2 separate regions of the Homo sapiens genome follow, and region 1 is linked to region 2. Evidence: chromatin loops called from intact Hi-C (ENCODE). Cell type or tissue: Caco-2. All regions are shown on one strand. Links, peaks and the distances in the headings refer to the core of each region. The heading gives the core; the rest is flanking DNA. Region 1 has its middle 180 kb from the start of ATP5MC3. Region 2 overlaps LOC107985962 (a long non-coding RNA gene).

Region 1 (9,785 bases), core at 940-8,939, 260 kb before region 2:
ATAAATCTGCTCTTCATCTCTAACTTAGCAAAGAACAAAATTCAAGCTCAGGAATCATTTCCTCATGATCTTATAGTTGTCTGGGTATTGCACAGATCTCATGGGAGAAATGTGCTCAGGAAAAAGTGCCTGCTATTTGGCATGGATGGCAGAACAAAGCATGAAGGTCTTTGGATACATTATGTCATTGGCTGAGAGGGAGTAGGAACCGTTTCCTGCCCCTGGTTGCTGTAATTTTAAAATGTCTCCTTGGTACCCCTCTATCCAGCAACACACCTCTGCAGTATTAGATCCTCCTCTGGCTGCCATTCAAGTAGGGGAGGAGCCCTGAAGGCATCAAACCTTTGGGAAAGAAGGGAGATAAGAGGAAAGCCCAAGGAGAGAGGAGAATCCGTTGTTTCTGGACTTAGCTACCCTGCTCAGGAGCATGTAAGCTGCTCGATCTGGATGAATAAGAGCTTTTAGAGTTCATAATAAATGGATTGTGAATCTTTATTCCTTTCCTGTAATAACATGAGTTGCCTTAATTGGTCTTAAAACAGATAATTCAGTTTAGTCTGGCATCTCAATCCTGGCACTATGTGACACAGTACAGAAGGAAGTCACCTTTCCTCTCCCAAACTCCAACCTTTTCATGAAAGAAAAATTGCAGTAGTTCCCAGCCCCTCCCATGAGACTGAACTGCCCCCAGCCAGGAGGGTTAATGATTTTCTGAAAGGAAATTTGGTTAGAGAGTGGCAATATTTCATGGTCTTATCATGTTATACCCATTCTGTGTGGGAGCAAAGTCAAAAGGACTTCGCCTGTGTGTCTTATGGCTGTGTGGTGTAGGTTAAGTTTGGGGAATGATGAACATGAAGAAATGGATTTATGTACTTGTGGCCTGGTTTTGGGGGGCCGTGTGAAAAATGCTGTCCTTGGTTGTTTTTGTAATGGCGCTTCTCTTTGACTCAGCTTTACTTTGTGCCAATAAGAATAGCCTGGAAAGATAATTAACGACTTTGTGTTTAAGACATTTCCTTTCAAAATGACGGGGTATACCAACAGTTATGGCACTGAAATCATTAAAATCATGCAAATGCTTAAAGTGTGTAGGCCTGGGAGATTATAGTTTCATTAGAGAAAAGGCTATAAAGTTAGACCTAGGTAATTACCTTTCCCATTAATGCTAGAAAATTCTGTGCTCCACTGAGAAGTGATCGTGGTGCATCGTGCCTTCTGTGCTTTCACATTCAAACTGCAGGAGCCTTTATTTCATCAGCACAAACTGCAAGGTAGCAGCAGCAGCTTTCCAGGTGTACTTTGCAAATTGGGGTTTAAATGTGGAACACATCAAATTAAAATTCAATATTAATTATTTTGTCTTGCTAGGAGTCTGAGTGGTTTAAAGCAGCAAGGGTAATTGTCTAATTCATTGTGTGTGTCTACGGTGAACTTAATCATTATGTCAGCTTCCTAATAAAAGGTTATTAAAGAAACAAAGATCCCAATTTTACATATGGTAGGCAAGGGAGGATTCGAAGAGCCAGTCTCTAAGGTAGACTTGAGGATCTTGACAAATGATGCCCATGCTGTGATCAGATACTTAACAAGAAATCTCGTTATTAACTAGGCCTGTACAGATAATTAGCACTTGAGCTTCAAATTTTAAATCTGGCTTGAGATGTATAATTTATCAAAAGCCTTAGCTTGCTGTCAAAGTCTGATAATAAGGTAGTGTTATTGATGAATTGAGATGAAGAGCAGATTGAAGAGAAAATTAGGCCACTGGTTAGCCTGAAAGGTCTGATTTCAATATTTACAGTACTAATTTGGTATTATTTTGGTAAATGGATGTGGTCCCCAAGTGCTGCATGGTATAAAAGAGTAAACTATGCATCATTATTCTAACAGGAAAAGTATTGTTTACTGTGTACTGGATTTTGCAGCACTAGCAGTCTGGTTAATAGGCTACTTTATAAGATGAGTGTACCTGTTTTTTATCGCATGCATATATTGTAACCCATTCAGCACCTAGAGCTTTTAGTGAAAATTAGAAAATGTAGCTTCTTTACATTAAAAATGATATTACATTAGACTAATTGCTACAGAGCCTGTCTTCCCGATTTAACTCACTTCCATTTATCTCTTGGCATTGTCTTCCAAACATTCTTGCCACTGGAATTTAGATAACTACCATTTTATATATTCAAGCTACATAAAATGAGCAATCTTTTTTTAATGATCTCTGGTTGCTTTTCATTGCAAGCGATCTTGGGGGCAGGGGAAGGAATGAGATGTACAATAAACCGTCTATCTCTAGTATCTCTCAGCTTTGAAGCACATTCTGAGTACACTTATGTGACCCTTGGCAAGTTAAATCTTTTTGATGCATGTAATAAAATGTTGTTTGGGGCAATAGCTGATTTCCAAAATTATATTAGGCATAACATAAGGCTGTGGCAAATTGTCTCCCTATTTTTCCTTGCTTGAGCTCACAAATGGGATTGGGAAAGCGTTGGAGTGTTTTATTGTATATCATATCAGGTATAAATAGACAGTACACTGCACCATAATGTATCTCTATGTAGCTCATAGCAATATCTGCCTGTGAAATAATAAAGCACAGGACTGTTGGTTTCCAGAAAATTGCTCGAAAATCCCTTGTCACGTGTTATTGGCAGCAGCTTCTCCTCTCCAGTCTCCAGCTGTCCAGTGGGGTGTGCCAACTCACAGCAGGACCTGAGGACTGTTTGCATTGAACGGTGGCACAGAGCTTTATGGTGATGTTCCTTGTATATTGTGCACTTGCAGACAAGTAGGCTTTCGGAGACTCAGCAGGAGCATTCTAGTGTTTATGCTGAGGTGGTTAGCTAGTGGGCAAATTGCTATTATTCAGAAACGTGTGGCAGAGGAAAATGTATTGCATTATGTTTTCTATCAATATTATCTTAATGCTGACCAATAACAGGCCTCCGTTCAAGCTGACCCTTCTTCCTGACTTTTCTCTTATGCGTAATTAGATTGAATGGAATTTAGTGGAGACGTTTTCTTGGGAGGAGAAAGAGGCTTTTTTTGCCCTATTGCAGCTGCGTCTCCCCAATCTACCCCCCACCTCTACTCAGCAATGCCTCCCCCTCGTTCCCCCGACAACTCCTGAGATAACATTAGTTTAGCATTCTACTTTCAGACTAAAAAGATTTGGTGTTTCAGCTGTTCCAATATATGTTGACTACTGACTAATGGATATTTATTCCACTTTATTGCTTTCTATAGGCAAAATTCAAACAAAAGGAATTGGATTTTGCTAATAGCACTGAGCGGCATTGGCATTTTTTGACAGTAGTAAGGATAATCATAATCCCACACATGGAGATGAGGCTTGTAGCCTTTCAAAGCACTTTTATATATATCATCTCCCTTGATTTTCATGTATAACACAGTCAGGGGAGGAATTATAATGCCCACTCGATAGATGAGGAGAAACAAAATAAAGAAAGAGGTTATAAAATCCACTTATGGCAGAGCTTGGATCATTTTGTTCTTTGAACTTTCTGACTTTTGCCCTTTGTTCTTTCCTCTGAACAAAGTGGTTTTATTCCTTATAATACTATTTCCTTTTATCATTAAAGTTTGCAGAAATACTGCCTGTACAGGGCACTCATCCTGCACCTCTCTGAGCTGGATAAAACAGTTGTCAAGAGCCAAGAGAGTGTGGTAGAAATGTTATTAAGTCTGTTATTTGTAGGATCATTATCTCGCTCCAAGTGTGCATTCCAGAAGTGTACTTTGTTGGGCATTGCTGGATGGCCCAGGAAGTTATCACAGAATGTAGCCTCGAGCACTCTGTATTTAAAAATCATCATTCAGTTATTAACTCTAGCAGTAAAGACAGTGCATATGTTCCAAGAAAACTACCTTTAAAAAAAACCCTCCAGGGAAGGTGGTGACAGAGGCAACGATGCTGGGATTAGAATTTAGGGGTTTCCCTTCTCTGATGTCTACATCACTAGGCCCTGTAGCTTTCTGACCTTTTTAAAATTCCATCCTCTCACCCCCACCCCAGTCACACACTCAGAACTCTACACCAAAAATGCACTGCTTCTGTGCTGGTTCTATTAGGCCACATTCACTTGGGACCTTTAGAGAGAAGGAGATGAATGTGTTTCCTAAAGGGAGAGCTCAGATCTCACAGGACCACAGTCCACATTCTTTTCCCAATCATCTCCCCTCTCAGTCTTCAGCCTGAGGGATTAAGTCTGAGCTTTGCAGTTAGAAGCAGTTGCATGTAGCAGAATAAAAATATTTTCTCCATTTCAAATAAGATTAGGAAGTCAACACAAATAAATTACACATGCATGTAGGATAGGCTGGTATGGGCAGCAAAGAAATAAATGATCATCAAATAATCATAGTGTGTGAACAGGACTTTGTATTTTATGTTGAGCTCACTGGTATCAGATTTTTATGCTCTACACTCAGGACCTCTCCTATGCTTGGAGCTTCAGCTAAAGTCAAGGCAAAGATTGCATTTTGAGGAGGAGATTGTGTGTGTGTGTGTGTGTGTGTGTGTGTTTGTGTGTGTATCGGGGAGAAAGTAGGAGGAAGGCAGAAGAAATAGCAATTTAGTTTGAAAGAAATGGAGAAGAAAACAAGTATAAAAATATTACCAAAACCAGTAACAAAGGTGATCAAGAACTGACTGTGTCTGTAATTATTTTCTAGGTTTTTTTCCATTAGCATTATTTTTGTCTAATGTTATTAAATTATTTTTATATTATATGAATATGCCAATTAAGGGATATGGACATTTCAAGACTAGGCACAAAGGCATTTTTCATCTGGTAAGTGATGAGTTTTGCTTCTTTAGAACGTGTGGCCAGGGTAGAAATTCTTAGTGTTTTTAAAGCAACTATTTGAAATAGCTCATTCACGCGGCCATTAGTCTTTTCAAAATTTATTTTTAAGGTAGCTGTGGAAAATAAAGAGGAAAAACACTGGGCAACATTCAAAATAACATTCTCAGACAATCCTACCACCTGAAATGAATGATTTATGGTACATTTGGCATTCTCTACTACCTTTTACATTATACTTACAATATAAACTGTAGCTCTTTCATCTTTTAAGCTGTCAGACTAATTTCAATATGCACATTGAAAAATGTGCTGAGGTGTTTAAGAGGTAGTCAATTCTTTATTATAAATTAATTTTTCCTTTATAATTTGAAATCAGAATTTTAAACATTCAGAGGTTCTAAACCAGTAACTCTTAGTTTAAGCAAGGTACCTTTTAAGAGCCCTGAAAAACCTAGTTATGTGTTAAACTCTATCTTAGAAATCTTGAAAAGCATAGGATATTGTTTTTAAAAGTGGACATGTGGAGTATATGTTTTACTATCTAACGCTCAGAGTTTTGAACTGTGTGAATGCTTTGCCATATTTTGATCAATATGTATTTATATAACAGCAATGCTGCATGTATCCCTATTGTGTGTTGTCTACTGAAAATGAATGGCCCTAAAATTACAGGAGGTCACATACTTTTTTTTTTTGTCATTTGTGCTGCCTTCTTATTTGGTGATGTCATATACAAACACAAAGTACAGTAAATACACACACACATTTGCTTTCATAAACTGATTAATCAATGTGCAAAAATTGCTAAAGGCATCGCTTTCTGCTCTACTGGAACCCCAAGGAGCCCAGCAGACGCGGATCCAGTTCTGTTCGCTAGGATGTCGGGCTTCGAATTCACTGTCTGAGTCTCACCAATAGGGGTCTCCAGTGTACCACAGAACTATTTACACCACTCCATTATGATTATTTACAGTATGCTGTACATGAAGACAGAAGCAAAGGGGCAGAACAGATTTATATGGGCTGGGGCTGATACTGGATTTATTCAAGGAGTGAAAGGGTGACGTCACAAGTTACAAGTGATGAGGAGAAGCAAAGACACATCTAGGTTTGGTGTGAGAACACCCTTGACCTAATGGTGTGGACATGATCTGCCTGATCTGACTGTGCCCCAAAGAGAAAAAAGAATATCCAGGCAGCTACAGTGGTATTTCCTGATATTTAAATATGTGTCTTTGTTTGGATGAAACAGCTAGAGGAATGAATGATTTTTTTCTGTCCTCATTGGAATCTTTTGGGAATGGGCTGAAACTCTAAATATCAACCATGAAGCTGCTTCATGGTAGTTTTTATGAAGTTATTTATTTTTTGTGAGACTGTAGGTATTGAAACTGTCTCCCCCTGCCATCTCAGATAAAGAAGGTAAGAGCAATTACCCTCCAAAAAGAGAAATTACAATTGATCATAATTGAATATAAAGTTTAGGTCACATTTAGAAATACCAATACTGATTCACAATATATAAAGCATGTCATAACATTCTTTGTTTTTATGCATCATGGAATTCCTTTATGCCATCCATTCTAGAAAAAAATTACATTTTAAAAGCCTTGACTAACAGGACATTTCTGGAGTTTTAGGTAGATCTATTTGTGTAGAATAGGCAACAGATATTCAAAATGCCTTTCTCATCATTCATTTATTTATTCAACAAACATTTATTTAGGCCATGCTTCGTGAAGTCACTCAGTGCCTAAAGGAAAATAGCTCTCTTCAGAGAGTGCAGTCTAGTAAATGATAAATAAAAAAGAAATTCTAATAGAAAACAGATTGGGCTAAGAGTTAGCACTGAGGCAAAAACAAGGTACTGTGAAAGGAAGCCAATTAAACAACTAATTCTAAGAGAGGAGGTTGAATGTGGTCAGAAAAATGAGTTGGCTTTTGAGATGCGTTGTGAAGTTTAGGATTGTGATGAGCTATGCTGGAGAGAAGAGCATTCCATGTGTGAAGAGTTGGAGGCTGTTCATGGAATGAGAAGTTATGTACAGAAACTGTGGAAGCTTTGTAAGATGTGTTGGCTTGTTCTGCCTGAGAAAGGAGGATAGGGGAAGCTACAGAGGATGGAGACTGCGTTGGTGAAGGTGAGATAAATTTAGAGGTCAGGGTTGTGAGAGGATAGAAAGAAACCCAGGCAAATATAGAATATGTATTAATTTTTAGAAATCAAAGTCAGGAAGCTTAGGAGGATTGTCAAGATGACCCCACTGGGAGAGAGCCCATGGCTGTGTAAAGGCTTATTCAGTAAACTCCACATGACCAGCACCATTATGGTTGATTTTATTTTTCCGCATTTAGGTGTAGTTAATTTGCTCTTCTCAGGTTTAGAAACAGGACACTGATGGTAATCCATCTATGTCACCCTAACTAGCAGGATGACTTGGAGTTAGTCCCTTCTGTCTTCCCCAGATTAGTTTCTTATCCATAAGATGAGAGATTGTATTAAGCTTATAGCTGAGGTCTCCACCAGCTCTTAAGGATCTTGTGGATCAAAGTGAGGCTGAAGTCACATTTAGGCATATCCCATGGGACAAAGGAGTTCAGAAGAGGTGCATATTTTAAAAGGAAATACCACGATGGACACAAGAAATTCTATTTCATGGTTTATGTGAGACAGATAAAAGCTACCGAGCAACAAATTTGACTAAATGAATACCAAAAGGGCTGAAGGTCAGAAAACAATACTTGCAAGACATGAAAACAAGACTAAAGTATCAGAGATGAATACTGTGGAAGATTCTAAACTCCCAGGGAATAGTTGAGTAAATACAACGAAACTGCACGTGAGCAAAACTCTGATTTCATATACAACTTCCTATCAGCGAGGCTTTTGATTCAGTCAAAATTAAGTTGCTAACACAGGGAAACAAATGAGGGTAGAGTGATTAATTCTGACTTAAGGAATCACAGAAGGTTTCCAGGAAGGGATAACAGTTGATTCCTACCACTAATAATGAATTGTGATTTTATAGGTGGAGAGTGGAGGGAAGTGCACTTTGAGTTAAAGGGCCAGCATGATCCAAAGATAATCAGAACCATGGAGACCCCTTGGTACTGGCAAGTTACATTGAGAAGCAGAGGAAAGCTGCTTGGGTGGATAGATAACAAAGGAGAAGATTTTCCTAACTCAGTATTGGCTAGGCAAATAGATGCCAGCTATCCATCTGTAACATCTATGATATTCTTGGGCACTTAGATGATGAAAGACACCAGGACAGTGGGAGGAAATGACAAGCAGAATTTGAAATCTAATAACCTTTCAAGTTGTAAAAATGGCTAGTAAGAATTGGAACAATCTTTAATAGGGATATAATGTGTGTGAAGTGCATGGGAAAAGAAATCTCAAATGAAATTTAGAAAATGATTCACTATGCACATGAAACAGGAAATTATCTGACGTTATAAAGTTGAACACGAATCAATAATAAAATTATAACACTGTTCCAAGGGCCATATTCTGTGGCCCCAGAACCTACGGGTGAGAGAGGTTTGAAAGAAGACTCTTCAGCTACACCAGTCCCCAAATTCTTTAGCTTCAGATACAATATAGACACATCACTTGCCTATTTCCACTCTTTGGTAAACATTGTCATGGAAAAATACATACATAAAGCTAAGTTAGAAGTTTGTAATTTAATTTGTTTATGACAACATTGATTGTAAATACCACAGATGCTTGTAAAAAATTCAGTATAGGGCTTAGTTTGAGTTTGGGAGTGGGAAATGATGTTAAAAGAAAAAAAGAAAAAAGTACTATGTCTTTGATTTATCTATCATTTTATGCAAAGTAGAAAGATACAAATAAATGAAAGTATCAAAAATGATTAAAGGCACAGAAAATGGGTGCTCTGAAAGAATATACTCATTGTGATTACGTAACTCAGAAAATAACTGAAGGGTGTTTCAATAACACTGTATGGGAAAGTTTTTCAACAAAACTAATGGTCAATTTTTAAAATTCGATTTAACTGGAAACATCCTCAAATTGCAGACTGACCGATATTGAAGTTAGTTGAAAAGATGCAGCTTTTGTTAATAGAAATGATTGTTACATTTAGGAATTGGCCCAAGACAACACCTGGAAGTCAAACTGCCTCACTTTGAAATATTGGCTATTCTGCCTGGCAGCTATACACTTAACTTCTCTGTGTCTCTGTATTTTTATCAGTAAGAAGGAGATAAAAAACTACTTTTCATTTCAAAGGTTTTTGTGAGGATTAACTGTATTAATAAAATAAAAGGACAGAACAATTCTGGAATATAGTAAATGCTTAATAATGATTAACTCTTATTACTATGACTTGAACCTAATTGGTGCTCATTGAATATCTATTGATGGATTACCACAGCTACTTCTGCCAGCTTTTTATGTGTAAAAAAAAAATCTTTTTTTTTTTTTTTTTGGCATGGTTTAGTTAGATCCTTGCCTGAATTATATACTGCCTTGGTGTATAGTCTTTCTTTTTTAAACAGATGTGTAGTAGATATGCACAAAATACTTCTGGATGTTAAAAGGCAAAATTAAATAACAAAATATTTGACAACTCAGGGTGAAAATAGCCTCTGATTATTAATTGAAGGCACTGAAAGCATTTTGAGGGGCCGGTCTATACTTCTGATTGCCAAGCAAGCAGGGAGGTGACTGTCTCAAAGCTTCGGACGTTTTGAAGCTGGGGCCTGGCTCCGTAGTCTGTGACAATGCACAATGGTTGATGAGTTAGTTCTGGAGGCTTCTGAATTTTAATGATGCTGGAGATGATATTGTGTGTCCTTCAGCTTGTTAGAGTGACACCAGCACTCCATAAATCATAATACCTGTGTATTGTAAAATCAATAGCCAAGTGCTATCTCAGCGCTAACCCTTAATAAGTTTTTCACAGCTCTAACAGC
Region 2 (9,785 bases), core at 578-8,577:
ACATGATTTCCCTGGGCATTTGCTTAGGAAGATGAAAGAGGTATCAGTGTATTTCCATCTGGTTCCATTCATTGCACAAAATCATTTGAAAGTTTTAAAAGGAAACAATAAAGAGCCTGAAAATCTAATCAAACTAGGTATCCAGTAGCCAATAGGTGACAGCAATTGGGCAGATTTTGCAACTTACTAAGATGAGACTCTGAGATGGCTCCTGACCAAGGCATGGGGATACCATTCATTGTCAAAGCCTGTAATTCTTTCAGCCTTTCATGGTCTTGTTGGTGGAATTTCTTTTTGTTTTTTTGCAAAATGTGGCTCTTTCAAATTTATTAACAGTTGATTATTGATGCCACTCTTCGAATCTTTTCCTAATACTTCATAGACAACATACTTTCTGAGATCCCAAGGGTGCTATTATGTTTTGAAGTGTTCCATATCCAAACTTCAACCAAGGAAAAACTTGATGACAGATTTCAAGAACTCTTGAATCATTTCAATGCATCAAATATCAAAGAAAAATAAAGAAATGTAAGGTCAAACATTCTAGGGTCACAGTACCATATCCAATAACTATCTGGGTGACTGTAAGCACACTACTTAACCTCTCTGAGCTTTAGCTTCCTCATCTGTAAAATAGGAATCCTACTTTACTCACAGAACCATTACAAGGATTGAATAAGACACAATATATGTGAAAGCAAATAGCACAGTGCCCAGCAGTAAAGTTTTAGTAAATAGGGTTGCCATGTGTCTGGTTTTAAACCAGACAGTCCGGTATTTGAGTTTTCTTTCTGAGAAACAGATAGAGAAAAGACCAGACATATAAATGTAAATGTGAGTAAGTGTTATCGTTACTGTCATGGAATGTCTTGTGCATGAGTATTAGAGCTTTCTCTCACTAGGACAATTTGTCCCAAGGAATGAGAGGGAACACGCGTCACTGAAACTTGCTTCTGGTACCATGAGGCAGAAGAAAGCTCAGCATGCACTTTGCTGGGTACTAGGTTCCACCATTGCTGTTGGCCAGGTGCATGGGATGGGCACTGCAGTGGTGCTCAGTGTACCATTCGTGACAGTGTGGTCCTTGCCCAGCTCTCATTTTCCTCTATCTCCTTGTTCTTCTTTTTGGTAGGGGATATTTGGCCGTTTTATACTGAAGGGCAGACTACTTAAGAATGAAGAATATTGAATTTTTCATTAAATTTCCAAATTGTTTAAGACAAAAACCATTTTTTTCCAGTAAGAAATTACATTTTAACCAAAATTACACTTGCCAGTTCTTGTCATTAAATCGTCAGTGTTCTGGGCAGGTCAGCACAGTATCTCCTCTGCCCGACTTTTCTTAAGTTTGAATTTATTCTGCCTGAAGGTCCCCGTTCAGGAAAGCCCAAATGGCCTATTGTTACCTGGAGTGGCACCCCTCCAGGAGCTCAAAGTGTGGTCATAACCTCAAAACCCACTAGAGACTGAAGTCCAATTTACTTTGCTTATCTGAGTGATACTTGCTCAATTAGTATTCTATTTCACTTCCACCAAAGAGAGACAAGAATCATTTAGCCTATTCATTGCCAATTGGAAACATTGTCCCACACTGTTGGATTCAACAGCCTAAATTTGCTTTCTAGAATGTCAAACGTGTTTCTTTCTAATCTAATTGTAGCAGACTTCAGTTTCTCTCCAAAGGCATTTCACCTAAGAGTGTTGGGTCCTTGATTATCCTCAAGATTTCAGACACACCAAACGGTCCCTCCTCGCGAAGAATAGCCTATAGATCACACCATGCCCCACTTGAAAATTTTTAAACACTTCTCAGGAATAAAGATTTTCAAAGAATGTGGGGTTATCCCTTTACGGTTTGTTCTGAAAGCAATCTGGGGAGAAAATCTCCTTTCTCAGGAAAAGCCAGTTCCTTGAGTTGTTGCCTACAAATGTAGCCATAACATCTCTGACCAGCTGTCTAAGCTCAAGCTTAGAAAAGTTGAATGTGGTTCCCAGATTCTGTGGCACCCCTGTCCACTGGAAGTTTTGAATGTCCCAGGATTTGACTGACTCACTTCTTTAGAGTAATTAGGTTGAGCAGTTAATTGCACAGATGGCTTGTTGCTTCATTCCTTTAACTTGGATGAAGGGGATTCCCAAAAGGGCAAGCATCTGAATCATTCAATGGTTATACAAACTATCCTAATTCAGTTATCTTTTCAAAAAGGAAATTTTATGAAGCATTTGTTATTTTAGAATCTGACATCATGCTGTCCTTGGTTCCCCCACAGAAGTAAAGGAAGAATAGGGTGGAGACTAAAGAAAGCTAGAAGCTACATTTGGTGGCCTAAATTATATTCTTTTTCATTCTAGTAAAATCTGATCCATATTTTCTTTTAAAAGTAATACTAACTCATTATAGAAAAAATTTTAAAATACAGATACAATTTTTAAAAAGGGACAATCACCACTGAGTTAATCAAAATTAAGCAGAGTTTTTAAAAAAACTTCAGGACTTCTGAGATCCTTGGGTGTTCTTGACAAGAACATTTGTGTGTTTCATCAAGAATGCCTGTTCTACCCATTACCTATTCATAGTCCCTGGAAACACAGTTTGGAAAATACTATCCTAGGGAGTAGTCATAGTTTAAGATATAATTTACACTAGCTAGCAATTAATTTTTGTAAATATTTTCTCGGTAATTATTTTGCCAGTGGGGTAGAGCTTGAGGAGATAGAAAGTTACAATTCACTCCACTGAGCAAAGAGCCCATCAAAATCCAGAAATAAGATGAAGACAGTTGTGGGTTGGCTCCAGGATGATAAACATTACTTGCTTCATAACTGGCCCCAGCACACAGTATCTTTGTAAATATATGTCTCATGTTGTGATGGTTAATTTTATGTGTTAACTTGACTGGGCCAAAGGATGCCCAGATAGCTGGTTAAACTTATTTCTGGGTATGCCTGGAAGGGTGTTTCTGGAAGAGATCAGATTGAATTGGTAGACTGAGGAAAGCAAATTGCCCTCCCCATTGTAGTCATGACTCATCCAATCTGTTGAGTGAGTGAATAGAACAAAAAGGCAGAGGAAAGTTAAATTTGCTTTCTGACTCCTTGAGCTGAATGTCAATCTTCTGCCTTCAGCACTCCTGGTCCTCAGGCTCTGAGACTGAGACTGGAATCTACACCAGTCTCCAGCTCTCCAGCTCTCAGGACTTCAAAAGACACCTTCAGACTTCCTGGGTCTCCAGCTTACAGATCGTGGGACTTCTCAGCCTCCATAATTGCATAAGACATGGGCCAAAAATATATTATCTATGTATTTACATAGATAAATATCTATCTTCTTTGGCTCTGTTTCTCTGGAGAATCCCGACTAACACACTTGTACAAAATGCTGCATCCCTCTGTTGTATGCTGCTCTCCCTGGTTTGTGTAACCTTTATCCTTTTACTTATAAAGCCCATTTAGAAAAAAAGTCCACTAACCTCTGCATATCTGACACTTTATTGGAATTTACATGTGAAATGCTAATAGCCCCAATGGTCAGTTCAGGATTCCCATTTCAATCCCATCTTCCTAAGGCATCTCTTGGTGGAGAGTGACTTTCTCACTGCTTATTACAAAATAGATACCTTTGCTTGTTTTCTTTTCTATTTCCCAAGACATCAGAAAGCCTTAAGGAATAGAAGTCCCATGGTCTTCGTTTTACTGATTCTTCTCTCCTACATTTTCTCTGACTTCTTAACTTTAAAGAGATTCCTTAAGCTTGGTGTCTTTGCCCTAACATGCGGGCCACATTACTTGAGGCCTTGCTCTAAGAGGCAGAATATATCAATAGCATGAGCTCACATCTGTAATGTCACCTCCATGTGCCTGGCACTGTGCTAAGCACTTCACATAGATTATCTCATTCAGTCCTCACGAAACCAAACCAAAACAGAACAAACAAAACGTTTGTAATTCCCTTTCTACAGGTGAGGAAGCCTGGGCTTGGCAGCTTTTCTAGAATTTCACAGTGGCAGAACAGGATTTGAATTCAGAGCTGTCTAACTCCCAAACCCATATTATTAACTGCTGCCCTTATAGTCAGTTTAAGGCAGTAGTTTTCAAAGTTTGGCTCCTGAAACAGCACCATCAGCATCACCTGGGACCTTGTTACAAATGCAGATTCTCAGGTACCACCGTAGACCTATGAAATCAGAAACTCTGAGCAGGGGGACCAGCAATTTGTGCTATAACAAGCCTTTCGGGTGATCTGATGTACGCTAATATTTTAAAAACCACTGCTCTGAAAACCTAGCAGGAGGGCTTTAGGTCAATGGTGAGAGATAATTTTTTGGCAGCATTGTTAACACTGGTGTAGGCCACCTCAAAAAGCTCCACTCAGACTTCTTTTGCTGGGGTCTTGAACATGTTTGAGCCTGATGAGTGCGGAGGGGCCAGTATCTCCCGCTACTCCCAACCTTATGGACCCTTCTCTCAAGTACACAGCACCACGCTGCTGAATCTGAGTGGCAGCCCAACTCTCTCAACGACACCAGAAAAAAATCTGACCTTAAAATTAAGCCTAACAAAAAACAGGATTCTGATTCCTTGTATAGGTGCTGGAAAAATAATCAGCGGCAACAGGGGGGAACATCATCATTGCTTTCTCCCTTCCTACTCACCCAGTGCAGTGGCATGCCATATATTAGCAGGCACTTTACATCAGACTAATTCAAATCCCCCTGTCAGACAAATCCCACCTATGAGCACTGCTGTCTACACCACATAACACCACATAGATCAAGAGCGGGAAGAGGCCAAAGTCATGAACGCCATAGCTTTCCATAAAACTTAATTAATGACAGAAGCATATTGCTGGGAATGGCAACACGATCATTATTTACGGTTCAGGAAACCCCAAATGTAGGCACTTCCCTTTTCCTTTTCCCCAGCCCCAGGTCTACCCATGAGAAGTTTACTTCATTCATTTCAGTAACTTTGTGAATCATTTGCCAAGTCAGCGAGAACATGTAGCATGGTATACATAAACATTAATATGACAGCTGAACATCCAACACATGTCCCAGGAGAAATGGACCACCCATTGGATGCTGCCCTGTTCTTTTCTGTCCCTGTATCTGAACACTTTTCACACTTCACATTTCTACGGTCGTTAACAGTTCTAACCTGGCACCCCCAAGAACACAATTTCCCCAAGGAACCTTACTGCTAAAAGCTTCAAAAAAAAAAAAAAAAAAAAAACCCTTTCCACCTTCCCAGCCACACCACCGCACACAGGCATGGGCCAGCGACCAGAGAAACAACTCAGCACTGACACGTAGTTATCACTTTGGGAGGCTGTGTAGCAGAGTGGGGGAAAGTGGACATCTGGCTTCGAATTCAGGTGAGATGTTCTTAGTGTCCTCATCCATAAAATGAATCCAATAATAACACTCAGCTTCAAGAGTTGTTGTGGGGTTTGAACCAACATGACGTGTGCAGTGCAGCACCTAGTGTTGAGTAAGGGCTAAGTAAACATTAATGGTATGCTGGCTCCTGCTTTTGTCTTCTTTACTGAGAACGCCAGGTGCCCCCACCCGGCTGGAGTCAAGCCCAGGCTAGTATTTTACCAGACACCCTATTCTATTACCCAGGCAGATTTTAGGAGACGGCCTGAAGGTGAATGTCAATTTTTACCTGTGTGAGTATGTCCATTTTTTCTCTGAAGACAAAGTCTAGGGCTTTCAGCTTATTCTCCAAGGCACTCATGACCACCCCAGCATCTCAGGGAGAGAAAGAAAACTGTACTCTTGGAAAGCACAGAAAGTAAGAACATACATTTATGTTTGAGAAAACAGTTCCATATGTTGGAAAGAGCATTACACCATGAGTCATAAAACTCAACTTTTAGTCTTGCCTCAACCATAAAAGGACTATGACAAATGCCTTATCAGAGCTCAGCTTCCATTTATTTGTTTGAAGAGGACATCATAATAACTCCTTCCCTTGCCTCTTACAGTTGTGGGGATTGTACTAGGTAATGGATGTGAAAGCACCTTTTAAAGCAGAAAACACCACACCAATACATACATGATAATGTAAGGTTCAGATGCTTCATCAGGTGAACTGTTTGCAGCTGGCCTGTGTAGTACAAAAAATTATGAGAAAATAAAGCTTAAGTTATACTTTTCTTCTTGCTCTACTTATGTAAAATAACATCATTATCTCTGAAATAATTTATTAAAAATAAGCAAGCAGAAATTCTTTGTGAAAGGAGAGAATTCTATAAATATTGTTTGATTTGACCCAATCTACTATAATCCTTAGAGGTACCTGGCTTCCCCCAAAGGTTTGCTTTAATTGCATGTCACTGCTAACTTCCTTGTAAAGAGACAGGCCTCTGCCATTCCTTCTAATTATCCAAATCACTGGCCACTGTGTGTGGCCTTACCTAAGGCTTTTAACCAGAAGTAATGTCACTAAATTAAAGCAGGTGGGAGGTGTCCCTATTGCAATGACTGTAATAAATGCTACATGACATTCCTTTAAGACCATTTGGAAATATTCTTTGCAGAGATACACCAATTCCAACATAATTCATCAGTTAAAAACATTAATAACCACAAGCCTACATGTAAACTGCCTCTCACTAGAGGAAACATATTCCATCTATAAAGAACATAACTTTGGCAACCTCACTTCAGGCCTAGGCTGTCCTGAAAAAGAACATTACATAGTCAGTACAATTATGTGGCTATTTCTGTTGCTTCCCCAAACCCAGAAGCAATGGCATTAACTGATATTGGCATTCATAATGTACTAATAACAAACAACATTCATTAACGTATTCCTACATGCAAATGTCACGTACACCTCTTTATATACATTTTATAATTTCATATGCACAATCCTGTGTGTACAGTTATTGTGCCCCATCTACAGCTGTGACAACCGAGGCCTTGAGAGGTTAAGTTACTTCTGCCTGAAGTGCCAGAGAAGCACTAAGGAGAAATAGAGCATATGTGGAACCGACCAGGAGACTGCACAGAGGAGGCTGAGACAAATTGCTCTAAATTATCATGATCTATGTGACAGTTGTATAAACATCAAGAATGTGCAACATACAGTTTTAACATCTGGAGCTACATGGTAAAAATGCTGAAATAATAACATTTCTTATTAATAACAAGCATTTCTTCAGTGCTTCTACAATTTTACATTTGTAAGTTGGAAATAGGAGGTTGTCATGTTTTTTAGATTCTTAAATATTTCAGCTCAATTTTAAACGAAAATATTTAAGAGGAATAACACAAGATGCTTGAATTTTCATAATTCTTCATTCTTAAGTTGTAACATGGATGTTTTTGGCTTGTGAAAATTCATCAGAGTGTATACTTATGGTCTAGACACTTTCCTGTGTGTATGCTATACTTTAACAAAGTTTCAAAACTGTATCTATATACCTATATACTCATGTTTCATCACTATTTTCTATACTTTCCAAGAAGTGAACATCAGGCTGTTGCTATACCTTTTAATTTTCTCCACAATAATTTTCCTTTACAATGAAAATCTCTGGAACAGCATCTTGGTAAATCTCTAGGTAAATTTTTGTTGACATCAGAAAACTTATAACCCACACATCAAGCCTGAATTCCTGATCCAGAGACTCAAACAGCTCTCTGTGTGGTAGCTCTTGCTTAGAAGGTCAAAAAGCAGTTTGTTACAAATAAAAAGCAGAGATCAAAAGGGGCTGCTACTCTTTTTCTGTGGACCCTGTTTTTCAGGACAAGCACTGTGCTAGCCAACAGGAGAATGGGGTAGGGAGGAAGCTTGTTTTGCTGAGATGAGGGCAGTTGCCTGGCAAAACCTTGTCCTTCCTGCCCACCTAAACGAGATTTGAATAGAAACACTTCCTAGGATAGGCACTGCTCCCCGCCCTCAGTCCTGTAACAGGGTGTGTCTAACCTTTTATTCCTCTTCCCTCATCACCAGTTGGAGTAACCATCAGGCACCTGGGAATAGAGTGATAATAACAGAGTGACTTTATTAAAATCATTTAAAAATGATTTTTTAAATAGCTAAACTAAAGCCTTTGTTTCTGTATTTCATCCACAAACTTGCTCAATTCTAACCAGCGGTGTAATCTAATTCACATTTATTTTTATCAATAGTATCTACAGTAGAAAATTATCTATCAAAGGTCAGGGCTTAAGTAAATGTAGCTCTGTGGACGGTGTATTAGGAGATGGCTCAGCTACTGAAACAAAGACTCACCAGCCACCCTGCCCAATACAAACAACCAAAGCAACACAGTGCTCCAAACAAGAGAGAAATTTCTCTTTTACATAAAAGTCTGAATGCAAGCAGCCCAGGGCTGGTTCCACAGCTCTACATCGTTAGGAACCCAGGGATTGTTAAATCTTGCTCTGCCATCCTCAACACGTGCCACCCTTAACCAGTGCCATCTGTCTCACAGTCTGAGTTGGCTGCTCCAGATCTCACCATCTCAACCAATTCCATCCAGAGATGGCAGGAAAATGGAAAATGGAGGATATGCCTCTTTCTCTTAAGGGAATAATCCATAAGTGGAACACTACACATTTCCCATTGGCCAGAACTTCCACAGATGGACACAACTAGCTTAAAGGGAGGCTGGAAAATGTGATTATTAGCTGGACAGCCACATGCTCTGCTAAACTTTGAAATACTAAAGAAAGAAGGAGAGACCGGACGTTGGGAAACAACAAGTGAAACATGCATTCATTCATTCATCCATGTAATTATTCATTTATCCATAAACACTGGATGCCAGGCACTGTTCTGGTGTTAGGGATATACAAATAAAGCACCATCCTCTATCTCCTACCTCAAGGGGTTTACAGTCTTTGAGGAAACATACATAGGAACAAACTGATAATAATTTTAAAAATTGGTACAAAAATAAAACAAAACAAATGGCTCTACCAGAATTATGCACAAAGTACAAAACTGCCTGGGAGAACCAAGAAAGCTCAGAGAGGAGGCAGCCTTTGTGCTGATATTTGAAGGATAAAAATACCTACAACAATATTATAGCATTTCTTTAGCAATTACTCTGTACCAGACACAGTACTAAATCCTTTATATATATATTAATATTTTATCCCTACAAAAACCCTACATGACAAGAAAATTATTATCATCCCCACGTTGCTGATGAGAAAACTGAGGCATTGTAAGTAGCAGAAGAGGGATTTGAATGTGAACTGACTCCAGAACCTGAGCCTGCACTACCTTTCATGAGTAAAGAAGGAATTCACCTTCATCACCTAAATCTTCTAATGCCTTTTTGCCATGTAAAGGAAAGGAACCATAGCACAAGAGGGGAAAATGAAAGATTAGAGGGTCCCAGAAGCCTGCCTAAGACACAACGAGATGAAACTCAAACTGCAATGCAAGTGTCTGTCTTTCACTTCTCTCCCTGAGAGGGGCTGGTTCTCAATGCACAGTCCAGGGAAACACTGGAAGATCCCAAGGGTCTGTGAAATGTTCTCCAGAATATTATGACTTACAAATTATATGGCCATGTTTGTACCTTTATTCCAAAACCATATTTATTTGTATTAACTAGAACTCAGACATCCACTCCTTTGAGAATATAATCCATTCACTTAATTCTGGGGCAATAAATTTTTGTGTTGCCATGAGGGGAAGCAATTTTCCAATATAGAAACAGTCCACAACCTAAAAAAGAGTTTGACCTTCAATGAAATAAATGATGCATTTGGAGAAGCTCTTCTGCCTCGATGATCCTATTGGGCAAAACAGAATTT

What was found. A loop is a pair of places that touch in the nucleus more often than their neighbours do. Peaks named below come from ENCODE experiments on the same cell type or tissue, not always from the same donor. Only the 100,000 strongest peaks of a DNase experiment are listed, where the experiment ranks them.
Region 1: it touches region 2 in a loop (5-fold over the local background); 2 of 110 quality-filtered maps call a loop at or near these places.

Annotation. Positions count from the first base shown.
Region 1 is chr2:175,361,187-175,370,971 of GRCh38, forward strand. No RefSeq gene overlaps it. Among named protein-coding and RNA genes, the nearest start is that of ATP5MC3, 180 kb to the left of the region's middle. In Caco-2, for the core only: a CTCF peak has its summit at 5,758; a DNase peak (open chromatin) is centred at 5,732.
Region 2 is chr2:175,625,529-175,635,313 of GRCh38, forward strand. It overlaps LOC107985962 (a long non-coding RNA gene), which reads right to left. Exons shown (of 4, transcript XR_007087312.1): 4 at 1-7,985. Among named protein-coding and RNA genes, the nearest start is that of LNPK, 370 kb to the right of the region's middle. In Caco-2, for the core only: no CTCF peak of the experiment used is centred there; a DNase peak (open chromatin) is centred at 5,513.